Regions from separate parts of the Homo sapiens genome. Here region 1 is linked to region 2. Evidence: chromatin contacts called from ENCODE Hi-C or POLR2A ChIA-PET data. All regions are on one chromosome and are shown on one strand. Each heading gives the region's core, a stretch centred on a gene start or an enhancer-like site at or near the end of the contact. The rest is flanking DNA. Distances are from core to core; before and after follow the strand shown. Region 1 overlaps PCCA (propionyl-CoA carboxylase subunit alpha). Region 2 holds the start of ZIC5 (Zic family zinc finger 5).

Region 1 (6,163 bases), core at 846-3,345, 330 kb before region 2:
TCTCCCAATAGATGGTAAACCAAAAGACTTGTAGGGGTCCTGAAAGTTCAAAGGAAAGGAAGCACAGTCTTTGAAATATAAATCAGCACAAGTAAGGTTAAATATTTACACAATGAAGAACCATTTATAGGTCTATTTTCAACATATGGTATTTACCAAATCACAGATTTCAGAATATTATTGTCTTTTACGCTAGACAACTTAGAATGTACTTAAAAATCAAACAGAACTGTAAGCAGAATTTAGCCTGACCTTGTTCATACTTTATTGAAATTGGTAAAATTCCAACATTTTATAAAACTTCTTAGAATGCCTTGGGCAAAAAATAAAATAACCTAGGCCCTACATCAAAACATACTCAAGTTTAGAACAACAAATGTGGTATACTAAAGATATTTGTTTTTCTTACTTCTCAAAACAGTTCACATATGGTAAAACTTGAGAATTTGGGTTCTTCAAATAAAGACCTGAAAAAAAAAACTTTGCACGCTACTAGATATGCACTTCATTTGTAAATATCTTAGATCATCAGAATAAACAGGTTCAGTGTCATAAGAATGAAAGTAATACTACTTAAAATATGAAAAAAGCAAGAGCAATACAGTCACGCCAAAACATATTTTTGAACTCCTTGAAAAATATTTCAAACCAGCTCTCAGTATTCTTAAACACAGACACTGATTTATTTTTAATCTTGACAGACATTTTTGATGTCGAAAAGTAAAAATAGTACAAATGTTACCTTGCATTCTTGTTTTAGTCATTTGAAAAAAAGCATTTAGAAGTACTGAACTGAGAGTTTATGAGTAAAACCCAAAATTAAAATTATAAATTAAGAGTACATGTTTTACTAAAAGCTTTACAATTTAAATTTTGATTGTTATTTTTATGTAATAATAAAGGAGAAAATTATACAAAAAAAAGGTTGGGAAAAATTTTAAGTAAATATCTGATCAACAACTAATGTGTACCCAAGGTGGGCATTTTTTTAAAAAACCCATGGAAATAAATGCTACTTCTTGTTAGTGTTGTTTGAAAATAAACAAAGAAAATGCAAACAAAACAAAAACCATGGTCCATTCAAGCTCAAGAGTATTTAACCAATGCTCTGTTGCCTCTTAAAGGATTGGTAGCTATTTCCCCATCTACAAATACATGACAATTAACTAAGCCCAATTCTTTAAAACTATCTGGAATTAGGTCAAAATTATCTAATTTTTTTCTGATTTAATTATGGATTACGTAATCCAATAGTTGGCAACATTATAAAACCCTAACTTTACCTCATTGTTTGGCTATACCAGGTCTCATGACTCTGGACATAACCACCATCCTTCCTCCCAACACCATTCATTTTACCTCAGCATAAACCCGACATTCAACTGCCCAGCCGTTGATGCGAATATCAGCTTGTTTGTGCCTGAGAGGGTAGCCCTTAGCAACACGGATCATTTCCTGGACTAGGTCCAGGCCAGTAATGCATTCTGTGACAGGATGCTCAACCTGCAAGGCCAAGGTCTGCCAGTCAGTAGGTGTAGAAAAGGGTAAATAAATAGAAACAAACAAGAAAAATCACAAAAGTTTTTGGGTAAAATGAAGTTAATCGAATGTAACATTTGAACATATTTGACTAAAAAACTCTTGAGCTAGGGGAATAAAATGAAAGAATAAACACAATACACAAATCATAAGAAAAACTAAGGCCTAAAAGTATTTGTAAACTATCTGTATTATTTTTCTCAATTTTGATTTATCTGTGGTCCAACAATATTTAAGAATTTTAATTTTGAAACTAATTCTTAACCAAAAAGCTATATATTTATTTCACGGCAATCTTCAATGTGGCCGATAATCAACCTATTCTGCTGCACTTAACGTGGCATCTACAGGGGCAGCTTATGATTTTCCAAAGCACTAGTCCACCCTAAGTCTCACCCACTTGCATGCTTTCACTAACCTGTCCTGACAAGCAGCCAGATTAGTGTAATCTTGCATCGAGGCAGTGTAGCAGAAGGGAGCAGATGGATCCTTCAGGTTGCTTTCCCTCCACACTGACTTGGGTAATGCTTAGCATGCACAATTGCAAAACAGAGCCAGTGCGATCGCTCTGCTCTCTCAGCAGATTGCTGATAACTACTTGGGCTGATGCTGTCATGCATGTACCTGGCCTTCTGCACTAACACATGAGATATGTATGTACAAAAACATGTGCTGACATATAGGTACACAAACAGGGATACATGTCAACATAAACTTGGTCGATCACTTAGAAATTCTTAACCTTGAGTTAAAATGAAGCCACTTAAGTCACTGGAAAAGTCTACCGTTCATCTAAAACCTTGAATAAGTTCTAAGAATTTAAACAAAACTTTGGCCACATCTGCTGCTTTGATGTCATTTTTTTCTCATAAAAATTAAGTATCTTCTAAATGCACTTCACAATAGTTTCTTTATCATGACATGTCATATTTCATACACTCTGACACAGGAAAAGGTCAGTGAACAAACGAATTATCTTCCCATCTTCAACTACACTAATTGAAGGACAGGACTTAGTCATTATAATAATCTTGAAGCTTATCATAAGCAGACAATGCCATAGTCTTAAAAAAAAAGCTTTGTAAAAATAAACAGATGGCACCCATAATTAGCTTTGTGCGTGTTGAGTTTGCTTACAGTTTCAACAACATTTTAAGACATTTTGACATAATTTTAATGACAAATCATCACTAAAATAAGCATCAACCCTTCGTAAATGTGACACTAAATAAAGATCTTATTAGGTAGTTTAAAATATGTATTTTTGAAAGCAAATTATGATTTTGTAAGAACCAAGACTCTATAAGATAAATACAATAAGAAAGTAACTAGCAAAAAAACCCTCTATTATTACTAGAAACCAATCTCATGTGAGAAAGCATCTCAGCACTCTACTCAAGAGGTGAACCTGGATGGGTGTGGCGCTTCACGCCTGTAATCCCAGCACTCTGGGAGGCCAAGACGGGCAAATCACTTCAGGTCAGGAGTTTGAGACCAGCCTGGTCAACATGATGAAACCCTGTCTCTACTAAAAATAAAAACAATTAGCCGGGTGTGGTGGCACATGCCTGTAGTCCCAGCTACTCAGGAGGCTGAGGCATGAGAATTGCTGGAACCCAGGAGAAGGCTGTAGTGAGCCGAGATTGCACCACTGTACTCCAGTCTGGGCAACAGAGCGATATTCCATCTCAGGAAAAAAAAAAGAGGTGAACCTACCACGTGCCAAGTGCTTTACATCAATACTATTCACACATCCCTGATAGGTGAAAAGACAATTTCAAAAGTTAAGTGAACCATTCAGTTTCCTCTTTCTATGACCAGTGCCCATATAAGTACATACTATATACAAGGCAAATAAATACATATTGAATGAATGAACAGCAAATACAGAGTCACATCTATGGTAAGTGGTCACGATGGAGTTGGAATTTATCTCACTAAAGAGATGACATTATCTTCCTGATCTTCCTGACAGTAATGTATATGAAAGAAATGTATGTATAAAAGTATATGCAATGGCTATACAATTATGTATACATGTCTTTTAAAAAGCATATTACTATGAAGGTTTCAAGATCCAAATTTATTGTGTCTCTGCTTCACCTTTGAAGAGGGATCTTTAACTGTGTAGGAAAATAAGTACATCAGATCCACTTTGAATGGGATCCAAAAGTGGACCCACTGTGTTCTAAACTTAAGTCATATAACAGAGCCATAACATTTTACAATCTAAATTAGGGAGCTACAAGTAATTCAAATTAGAAGCAACTAAGCAGATAACTAAAATAACAAGCTGCTAAAGGTAAAATCCTTACTAACAGAAATTTTAAAAAACATTTACCTTTTGACAAGTACTGCATAAGTCCACAAAATAGTCTAACTTGCTTCAATTTTCCAGGTAAAAGAAATTAACTTCTTTAAAGTAAAACTTATAATTTTAAACATTTTTGAAAGAAATCCTTCTAAATACATAGGATTCCAAAGCTACTCCACAGGATATGAAGCATTTCCTTTAGACTGTGTTATTACCAGAAATCTTATAAGCACAACATTGCTTAAATAATCACAAATATCCCCCTATTCCCAAGTGCTTAGCAATGGTTTCTCTCTGCAAGTTAAGCTCAATACTTAAGTGATAGAACAGGGTTATATAAAGGAACAAAAGGACGGAAGGAAGGACGGAAGGAAGGAAGGAAGGAAGGAAGGAAGGAAGGAAGGAAGGAAGGAAGGAAGGAAGGAAGGAAGGAAGGAGGGAGGGAGGGAGGGAGGGAGGGAGGGAGGGAGGGAGGGAGGGGAGGGAGGGAGGGAGGGAGGGGAGGGAGGGAGGGAGGGAAAAGATGGTTAACTTGATCAAAAGGTTATAAAAATAAAAAAACAAAAAAGTCAAAAATTGGTGTCTGGTAAACCAACAAGTTCATCTTGTCCCACTTAGAAGAAAAATGTAACTACAGAAGTCTGATGCTAATATGCATCTGTTTTGAGGGCTATTATGTGGGGGGAAAAGGTTTCTGTGTCACTTCTATTTGGGAAACACCGGGTTAATCTCAGTTCAACAGATTGTTTAGGAAAGACTCTTGTCATTAGGATGCCCATATGTCCTGTGACTCTCCTAGAGAAGGGCCTTGCGCAGCACTTCCTCCTCCTTTTGCAAAGTACCTTTATGAGTTGCCAAGTCCATGGAACACACTTTTGGAAACAATGCCTCAAAAACATTCAAAATACAAAATGGAATTCCCTTATTGTTACTCCATCCTTACCACACAAATATTTGAGAACCTGGCTTCATATGTTTTTCCTACCCAACAGCAATGTGCTCTTTCTAAAAAGCACACAAATCAGGGATCCACCAGACAGCACTGTTTTGCATTGTTAACGTATTAGCATGTGAATATATAAATCTTGGGATTTAGTGAGCAAGAGTAAGCCCGAACCCAAAAAAAAAAAAAAAAATTCACACTCACAAAAAAGGAGTAAGCCCTACCAAGTTATAATACCTGAATCCTCAAAGACAAATTTCTCAAGGGAGTGCCACACTGCAGAGTCTAACAGTTGTTGATAAATTTATTTGTATTGGTTATATCCCTAGCTCACCATGAATCTTTTGTTCAAACAGGTACAAAAAATTATCAAATGCCATATTATAGGACATAATCGTGCCTTATAACATCTCATGCCATAATCACCCTCATGGACTAGAATAAATATGTTTAGCTCCATACACCTACGCTAGATGGTAACAATCGGCTAGCTTTTTATAGATCTACTTGCTATTTTTAGTTTTGTATTCTTAATCACCACCAAGCTGTCACTATTAGCATCGTGTCTAATACCTCTTACCACTCCCTCTTACTCATCTGTTGCTTCAAATTTATTTCCCAAAATATAACCAAGCTTGTCAAATGCAACTGTGAGGTAAATTAGGTTGTGCTTCATCTCTGAGTGCTTAATGTATCTCATTTCGGTAGCAGAATAAGCTTAGGGAAAACTAAATCTCCTTGGCACTGTGTTGTTACCTACCTCATGATTCTAAAAATTATAATAATAAACTCTGACACTGCCATTGTCATCTTCAGCCTATTCCTCACTAAATACAAACTAGGAAGTATGCTAAAGCTAGTGAGTGAAAGTATGCTGGCTATTTATAGAGTCTCAAAGTATCTCCCTATAAGATACTTTATTAAGGACAAAAGGAAAATAGAAAGTCTACAGTGTAGAAACGCCAGAGATACCTCCTTAACAAAGCCAACACCACCAATAATGGGATAAAGAGGCACTTCGTGCTACCAACATGGTGCTCATAGATGGACAGTGTCATTTCTATTCCTGCCCAGAATGCAAAGACTGAATCTAGTACATGAGAAAAGAGGCAAACCTAAAATGAGTGACATTTTATAAAATAAATGGTTTATGCTCTTAAAAAATGTTAAGATCACAACTGACCAAAAAACTAAGGATTATTCCAGATTGAGAGAGAATAAAGAGATACAACAACTAAATGCAATGCAGGATGCTGAACCAGATTTTTTTTTCTTTTACCACAAAAGGCATTAATGAGGCAACTGGGGAAATTTGAATATAGTCCCTAAATTGGAAGACAGTAATATGTTAATGTCCAAATCCTGAT
Region 2 (7,018 bases), core at 3,168-5,667:
GATAGGCCCACTTCATGACTGTACAAACAACAAGACAAAACAAATCTCCACAGAATCCAACGTATCAGTCGTGGCCACACAGCCCCAGTCTTCTGCCTTTTCATCCTCATTAAGTCTACATAAGTGTGATAGGGCTATTAGAAGCACTTTTCTGGATACTTTTAGCTCCACACATATCCGTGGAGCCTCAGGACTCAGCGCCACCTCAGGAGGGCAGTAACCCTCCGAGAGCCCCTGGGAGGGCTGCCAATTGCGGAGCGATTCTGAGCACCCCAAGGCCTTGGGCCAGTCGCAGCCCCCAACGCAAGTCAGATTGCGAGTTGCCAAGGCCGGAAGGTGGGGATGGGGGATCCGGTCCCTGCCTCGTGCAGACGGGGCGGGCGGCCAGGAGAGGCTGCCCTGAAACTCCCTGCCTAGTGCCTGGCCAACCTGATTTGGGAAAACCCTTGAACCCAAAGTCACCATCACTTACGGCCCTGGCGAAGCTCTACTAAAATACAGCTGTGCCGGTGCCTTTGCCCACCCCGCCCTAGCTTTTACGAAAGGTCTCAGTGGACCATCAGGCCCTTTCCAGTGTCTGCTAGCAACCCCCTACTTCCGCGCCTGTTAAGCACCCATTGGCGCCCTTGGGCTGGGGTTCAAAGGTCCTTCGATTCCCCTAGTAATTTGGGTGCCCCATTCGCCCTTGAACCCGCCCCTGGCGCGGCCTAAATGACACTAGATGCTCCAAACCCGCCGACACCCAGTCCTTCTGCAGGGAGGCCGCTCTCACAGAAACCACGCGGGACCAGCGAGTCGTAAAGCAATTGCAGGGGCAATAAAGGGCGGTTCGGTGGGTCCCCCAGCTCCTTTCTTGTCCACCCCACCGTCCCCGAGATCCCCCTCCCTCCGCCTGCAGAAACAATCAAACAAAGGCTCAAAAGCCAGGAAATGTCCAATTCACTTCCCTTAGAGTTTATTAATTGCCCACACCCCTCGCAGGAAACTTGGCTGTGTTCGGTGACATACAGAGGGCACCGGGGGAGCGGTGGAGCCTCAGTCCCCCACTACGCGCAGCGGGAAGCCGCAAGCGCCAGCTCGAGCATCCCCAGAGATCGGGTCCCGTGGCCTCCAGGCAGCTGAGCGCGGTTAACTCAGCCAACCTGGGTTCTGGTTAGCTGGCCATTTACTGGGCCTCTCACCTCCCCAACCTACTCGCGCCTTTGTCTGGGGTTGGAAGGAGGTTGGGGTTCGGGGTGCAACCTAGAGGTCTGGAAATACACGCCCCGCAAGAGCCCTTGCTAACTCCAGAAAGGACATTTCCATGGCTTGCCACTTTGCTGCCTCCACGCAGGCACCTCCGCTGCAAAACGCAGAAAGGGGCATGGATTTGAGGACTGGCCCTGACGACCAGCACCACCGTCGAAATATGCGGGCCAAACCCCCAGAAGAATTGGCATAACGCCTTCCACAGCCCCCTGCTTTTAAAACTAGTATTATTATTCCCTTCAGCGCCCTGGAAATTGTTGGTGTTTATTTAGGAAGTGTGACAGAATTATTGGGTCTTCAGAAACTTGGGATGTTAAGGGGGTTTGATTTGGCTCCCAAATAGCTTGAAAAAGAAACAGCGCACCTGGGGTCAGGCGGGTCATCACAATAACAAAAAGCGCTTCTACAAAATAAAAAGCTCTTTTATAAAGAAAGGCAATCCCGGAAATCCACTGCAAGCCTTCCTGATGACCATCTAGCTAGGCCTATTCTCAGGTTTAATTGGCAGGCGGTTTATTGGCGCCTTATTGGTGTTGATTGAAATTTTGCTCCCAGTCTTTTCTTTTAAGAATTAGCATCTCAAGTCGATTTACCTGAGTCAATTATCTTTTTAGGGTCTAGGTTTGGTCATAAATTTGCAAATATTCATTAAACTCACTTTGTAAATATCCCTCTTTCCTATCGCTACCCAAATCTCTATTATTTCCTAAGAAAGTCTTTTCTTTTTTAAGGCTTCCATAAAAAGAAATTGATCAGGGAGCTATATTTGAATTAAGACATATTAAATCGATGACAGATACATATCACGCTGTGTTTAACAAGAGTTGTACAAGGAGGCGGGTTCCAGATTCCGCACGGCTCTGCTACACCATTATTCACATTTTTACAGCCTTTCCTTCATGCCTTCACCCATTAAACCATTAAATTTCAGCAATTCAATAAAACAAAGCAGTTATAATTTTGACGAAAAGCTATTTTGAAGGGGGTGGAGGTACCCATTTTATTGCACAATAAAAATGCTCAACAGTCCATATTAAAGGCTAGCTTGTGTTTATTTTCTTCTTTCTTTATTCATTTTGTTTTGTTTTGTTTTTACTTATAACCTGCAGGATTGAACCCAAAGCTGCCATTACTGCAAGAATTAATGCTTATTGCCAAGAAATTCAAATAAAGGAAACTCATTGGAAATGTTCAGAGAGGAAACGATGACAGTGATAATTCCAAATATGATGCTTTCTCCATAAACTATCCATAGAGATGGCACAGCTCTCGATCAACCTTTGCCTGGTTGGCTTGAAATGTTTTAAGTCTTTGACATAAAAATTGTGAAAGGACTCGTCGTTTCCAAAGTGAGATGAAGATTTTGTTACTGCTGTTTATTAAAATTTTTTCGTTGTGTTTCCACACATGCCTTTAATTCCCCATATTTGAACTTCATTGCAACTTAAAGAAAAAGTCCATTTGAAATTTGATGGTAGCATTGTCTTTGTTTGCTTGTCAGTTTTATAAAAGAAATGACATTCCTAAGTCTCATACCGAAGCCCCCTGTTAAACATCGTTCACACCAATGTGAATGGCACTATCGAATCAACTCTTTTCAGAATATTTCTGATTACTTCCCACGGCCATCTCCCCAATAACGGCTTTGTGCAGTCTACTTTTACTTGGACTGCAAATGAATTAAGTTGGAAACATATTTTATTGTATCCCCAAAGAAAAAGATCACATTCTAATCATTATCACTTTTTTTTTTTTTACAAGTAATGTTACGGATGACAGCAAAATACAAATTTTAAAATCCTGGCTTTAATATTTGAGCATTTTGTAACATCACAAATTTCAAAAATGCTTTCTTTTAAAATCTGAAAAGGACACTTTTGGGGCAGTAAAATCCTTAATTTGGGGGGAGGGTCCCACATTTCTCCGCCCACCAAAAAGTGATGCAGGGAATTTCTATTTTTAAAAAATCGATTTGATACCAAACCTCTGGAAAGGGATGGGATTCGCTTTTTTAAAAGCCAGTTTTTATGGTTTTCAAATAAGACATCTTAGAGGTAGACTGGTTTATGAGAAAACGATAAAAAGGTGAAAGATTATTCTATCAGTAAATAAAAAGCAAAGATATTTCTTGATTTCAAAATAATATTTTATTGGATCAGTTCTAATTGTGGATCAGTCAAAGAAACTGAGGCATACATGTGGACTGTGGACTGGGATCTGGACCGGAAGGAGAAATTCTACTTAAAGGACGGTGCTTATTTAGCGGCTTCTCTCTGCAGAGATGCCGTTTGGCCTGCCCCGCCACTGTATCTCCGAAAGGCAAAAGTTAGAATCGCTGCCCGATCTCCTCTCCCCCGCCCCTACTGTAGATCTAATTGGAAGTGGCAGATCTAGAACCGATGAGTAGTGAGATTACACTTCCATCCAACTCCTTTGAACCATGTTGAAAAGGACTCTCCATGAGATAAAAAGTCGAGGTAAAACGGTTCCTTTGGGGGAAAGACTTATTTTGACTTCACCTGGTGTTTCGCGGAGCCAAATCACTCAAGTTGTCTTGCAACCAATAGACTTTATCTTCTTCACTCCGTCTACTGTCTATGCGCCCTAGGTGAGCGCTAGGCAGGTTGGGTGTCCAAACAAGAAGTTTCTAGCATCACCACTACAGGTAGGACGGGCTATTCACCCTTCTCTCCCAAACAGCAGCCCAGGGCTCTTCCACCCCACAAGAGAGGTGGAGGTAGAGGCAGAAAGTACTTGGGTGCCAGAAGGCACACAGAGAAGTGAGGCCAAGGTTTTTGAAACTGGGACTGCCCCTCGGGGGTCCTCAGCCCCTCACCACCCCGCGCCCTCTGCCCGCGTGCCGGCGCGCGCTCCGCGAGGTGCGTCAAGGAAGAGCGGGGCGCTGCGCGCGCAGGCCAGGCTCAAACTTTCTGCAAGTGCAACTTGGGCATCCCCGGGGAGGCGGGGACGTGTGGCTCCAGCGGAGGAGGGGGCGCGAAGCGAAAGCGCAGGCGGCCGCAAGCACGGGGGCGAATCCCCGCTGGGTCGAGGGCCTGAACGGGAGCCAATCGAGCAGCCGAGGCTACTGCCAATCACGCGGCTCCCTCCAATCCCACCCGTGCCATTTCCAAAATCTCGGTCCCACTGTGCAGCTCAAATGTGGTGTTCACTCTGCCAATCGCTGGAGGATAGAGTGGGAACAGGAATAAGCAGAGTTAAGAGGCCAGGACAAAAGAAGTTAAAGAGCGCCCAATACATACATGTTTTTGAAGGCGGGCAGAGGGAATAAAGTCCCCCCAGTGAGGGTCTATGGGCCTGATTGTGTAGTTCTGATGGAGCCCCCTTTGAGCAAGAGGAACCCGCCAGCGCTGAGATTAGCGGATTTGGCAACGGCTCAGGTCCAGCCGCTTCAGAATATGACAGGCTTCCCGGCGCTGGCCGGCCCGCCCGCCCACTCCCAACTCCGGGCCGCCGTCGCGCACCTCCGCCTGCGGGACCTGGGCGCTGACCCCGGCGTGGCCACCACTCCGCTCGGACCCGAGCACATGGCCCAGGCGAGCACGCTGGGCCTCAGCCCTCCCTCCCAGGCGTTCCCGGCACACCCGGAGGCTCCGGCAGCCGCCGCCCGTGCTGCAGCCTTGGTCGCGCACCCCGGCGCGGGCAGCTACCCCTGCGGCGGGGGCAGCAGTGGCGCGCAGCCCTCCGCGCCCCCGCCCCCAGCCCCTCCTCTTCCTCCCACCCCTTCACCCCCTCCCCCTCCCCCGCCTCCTCCTCCTCCTGCCCTCTCGGGCTACACCACCACCAACAGTGGCGGCGGCGGCAGCAGCGGCAAAGGCCACAGCAGGGACTTCGTCCTCCGGAGGGACCTTTCCGCCACGGCCCCCGCGGCGGCCATGCACGGGGCCCCGCTCGGAGGGGAGCAGCGGTCCGGCACCGGCTCCCCCCAGCACCCGGCCCCGCCTCCCCACTCGGCCGGCATGTTCATCTCCGCCAGCGGCACCTACGCGGGCCCGGACGGCAGCGGCGGCCCGGCGCTCTTCCCCGCGCTGCACGACACGCCGGGGGCCCCAGGCGGCCACCCGCACCCGCTCAACGGCCAGATGCGCCTGGGGCTGGCGGCGGCAGCGGCAGCCGCGGCGGCTGAGCTGTACGGCCGCGCCGAACCGCCCTTCGCGCCGCGCTCTGGGGACGCGCACTACGGGGCGGTTGCGGCCGCAGCGGCGGCCGCCCTGCACGGCTACGGAGCCGTGAACTTAAACCTGAACCTGGCGGCTGCGGCGGCCGCAGCAGCGGCCGGGCCCGGGCCCCACCTGCAGCACCACGCGCCGCCCCCGGCGCCGCCGCCGCCGCCGGCGCCCGCGCAGCACCCGCACCAGCACCACCCCCACCTCCCAGGGGCGGCTGGGGCCTTCCTGCGCTACATGCGGCAGCCAATCAAGCAGGAGCTCATCTGCAAGTGGATCGACCCCGACGAGCTGGCCGGGCTGCCGCCGCCGCCGCCGCCGCCGCCGCCGCCGCCGCCACCGCCCCCGGCCGGCGGCGCCAAGCCCTGCTCCAAAACTTTCGGCACCATGCACGAGCTGGTGAATCACGTCACGGTGGAGCACGTGGGAGGCCCCGAGCAGAGCAGCCACGTCTGCTTCTGGGAGGACTGTCCGCGCGAGGGCAAGCCCTTCAAGGCCAAATACAAGCTCATCAACCACATCCGCGTGCACACCGGCGAGAAGCCCTTTCCCTGCCCTTTCCCCGGCTGCGGCAAGGTCTTCGCGCGCTCCGAGAACCTCAAGATCCACAAGCGTACTCATACAGGTGGGTGTCTGTCCCCGGCCGCGCCGCCGCCGCCGCCACCAGCTCCTGCGCCGCCGCCGCTTCCGCCGCTGCTTCTCCTCCTCCTCCTGCTCGCCTTAATTTTTTTCTCCTTCTGCTGCTTCTCTTCGCATACGTATAACCCGGACATGTGACTTCTTTTTTTTTCTCTCCCCCCCTTTTTTTTTTCTATGAATAAGTAATTCGATAGCACACACAGGCCCCGCGTTGGGTTCCCACACGGCGGAGTCTCCAGCGCGCCCGCAGCCCCTCGGCCGGGACCCGCAACGCGCGCCAGCCGCCGCCGCCGCCACCTCGGAGCAGACGCAGCAGCAGCTGGAGCAGGAAGGCGCCCAGGACGGTCGGCAGTCCCCACCCGCCCGGCCCTGGGAAGTCTGGGAGGGCGATGGAAAGAGAGGCCGGGCCGCCCCGGCAAGCGCCTCTCTTCCCACCGGGTCGTAGGCCCCGCGCAGTCTCCGCGCTCCGAGGACCGGGCGTGGGATTTGCTGCCGGATTTGGGCCGCCCGAGGCAGGCCTTCCGGGAGGGGAAGGGACCCCTCCGGGAAGACAGGAATGCGCTTTCGGAACCCCGGAGACCACTCGCACTCGCCCACCGTGACACACTCTTCACGCACACCTTCTTCTGCGTGCGTCTCCCACAACTTTACACACTCATATCCTCCTGCGCGTGCACCCCATTCCCGCGACACCTGTGTGTCCTCACACTCACATCATTTACACGCCCCACGCGCCCTCTCACACGCAGTATCACACTCGCCCTGGAGGGTGCTGGAGTTGACATCTGCCTTTCTAGAGAAGGTTCTAGTTGTAGGAGGACCCGAGCCTCCCACCATCGGTGAGGCCTACCCTGTCGTGGAATTGGTGGGGAGCCACCGGCGTCGTGGGGACCCTCCCACCCCACCTCAAGCCCTGCCTCTGGGGATCCCACAGCGCTGAGGAGGGC

What was found. Hi-C counts contacts between places; a loop is a spot of excess contacts on that map. ChIA-PET counts read pairs that join two places held with the same protein, here RNA polymerase II (POLR2A).
Region 1: POLR2A ChIA-PET joins it to region 2 with 23 read pairs in A673. The contact joins the enhancer-like site here to the promoter of ZIC5 in region 2. A Hi-C loop is called at or near these places in 1 of 168 maps with a recorded cell type or tissue (A673). POLR2A ChIA-PET finds 5 or more read pairs at or near these places in 3 of 52 experiments (A673, WTC11 and activated CD4-positive, alpha-beta T cell).

Annotation. Positions count from the first base shown.
Region 1 is chr13:100,296,800-100,302,962 of GRCh38, reverse strand. PCCA (propionyl-CoA carboxylase subunit alpha) reads right to left here. Exons shown (of 24, transcript NM_000282.4): 13 at 1,360-1,503; 14 at 1-39. Among named protein-coding and RNA genes, the nearest start is that of PCCA-AS1, 180 kb to the left of the region's middle. Within about 2 kb of position 2,095, at least 3 of the 41 ENCODE cell types and tissues checked have a DNase peak (open chromatin) inside an H3K27ac peak, as active enhancers do; they include A673, where a contact is called at or near this core.
Region 2 is chr13:99,969,166-99,976,183 of GRCh38, reverse strand. ZIC5 (Zic family zinc finger 5) reads left to right here and starts at 4,417. Exons shown (of 2, transcript NM_033132.5): 1 at 4,417-6,057. The coding sequence starts at 4,581. RefSeq lists enhancers at 887-1,427, 1,428-1,970.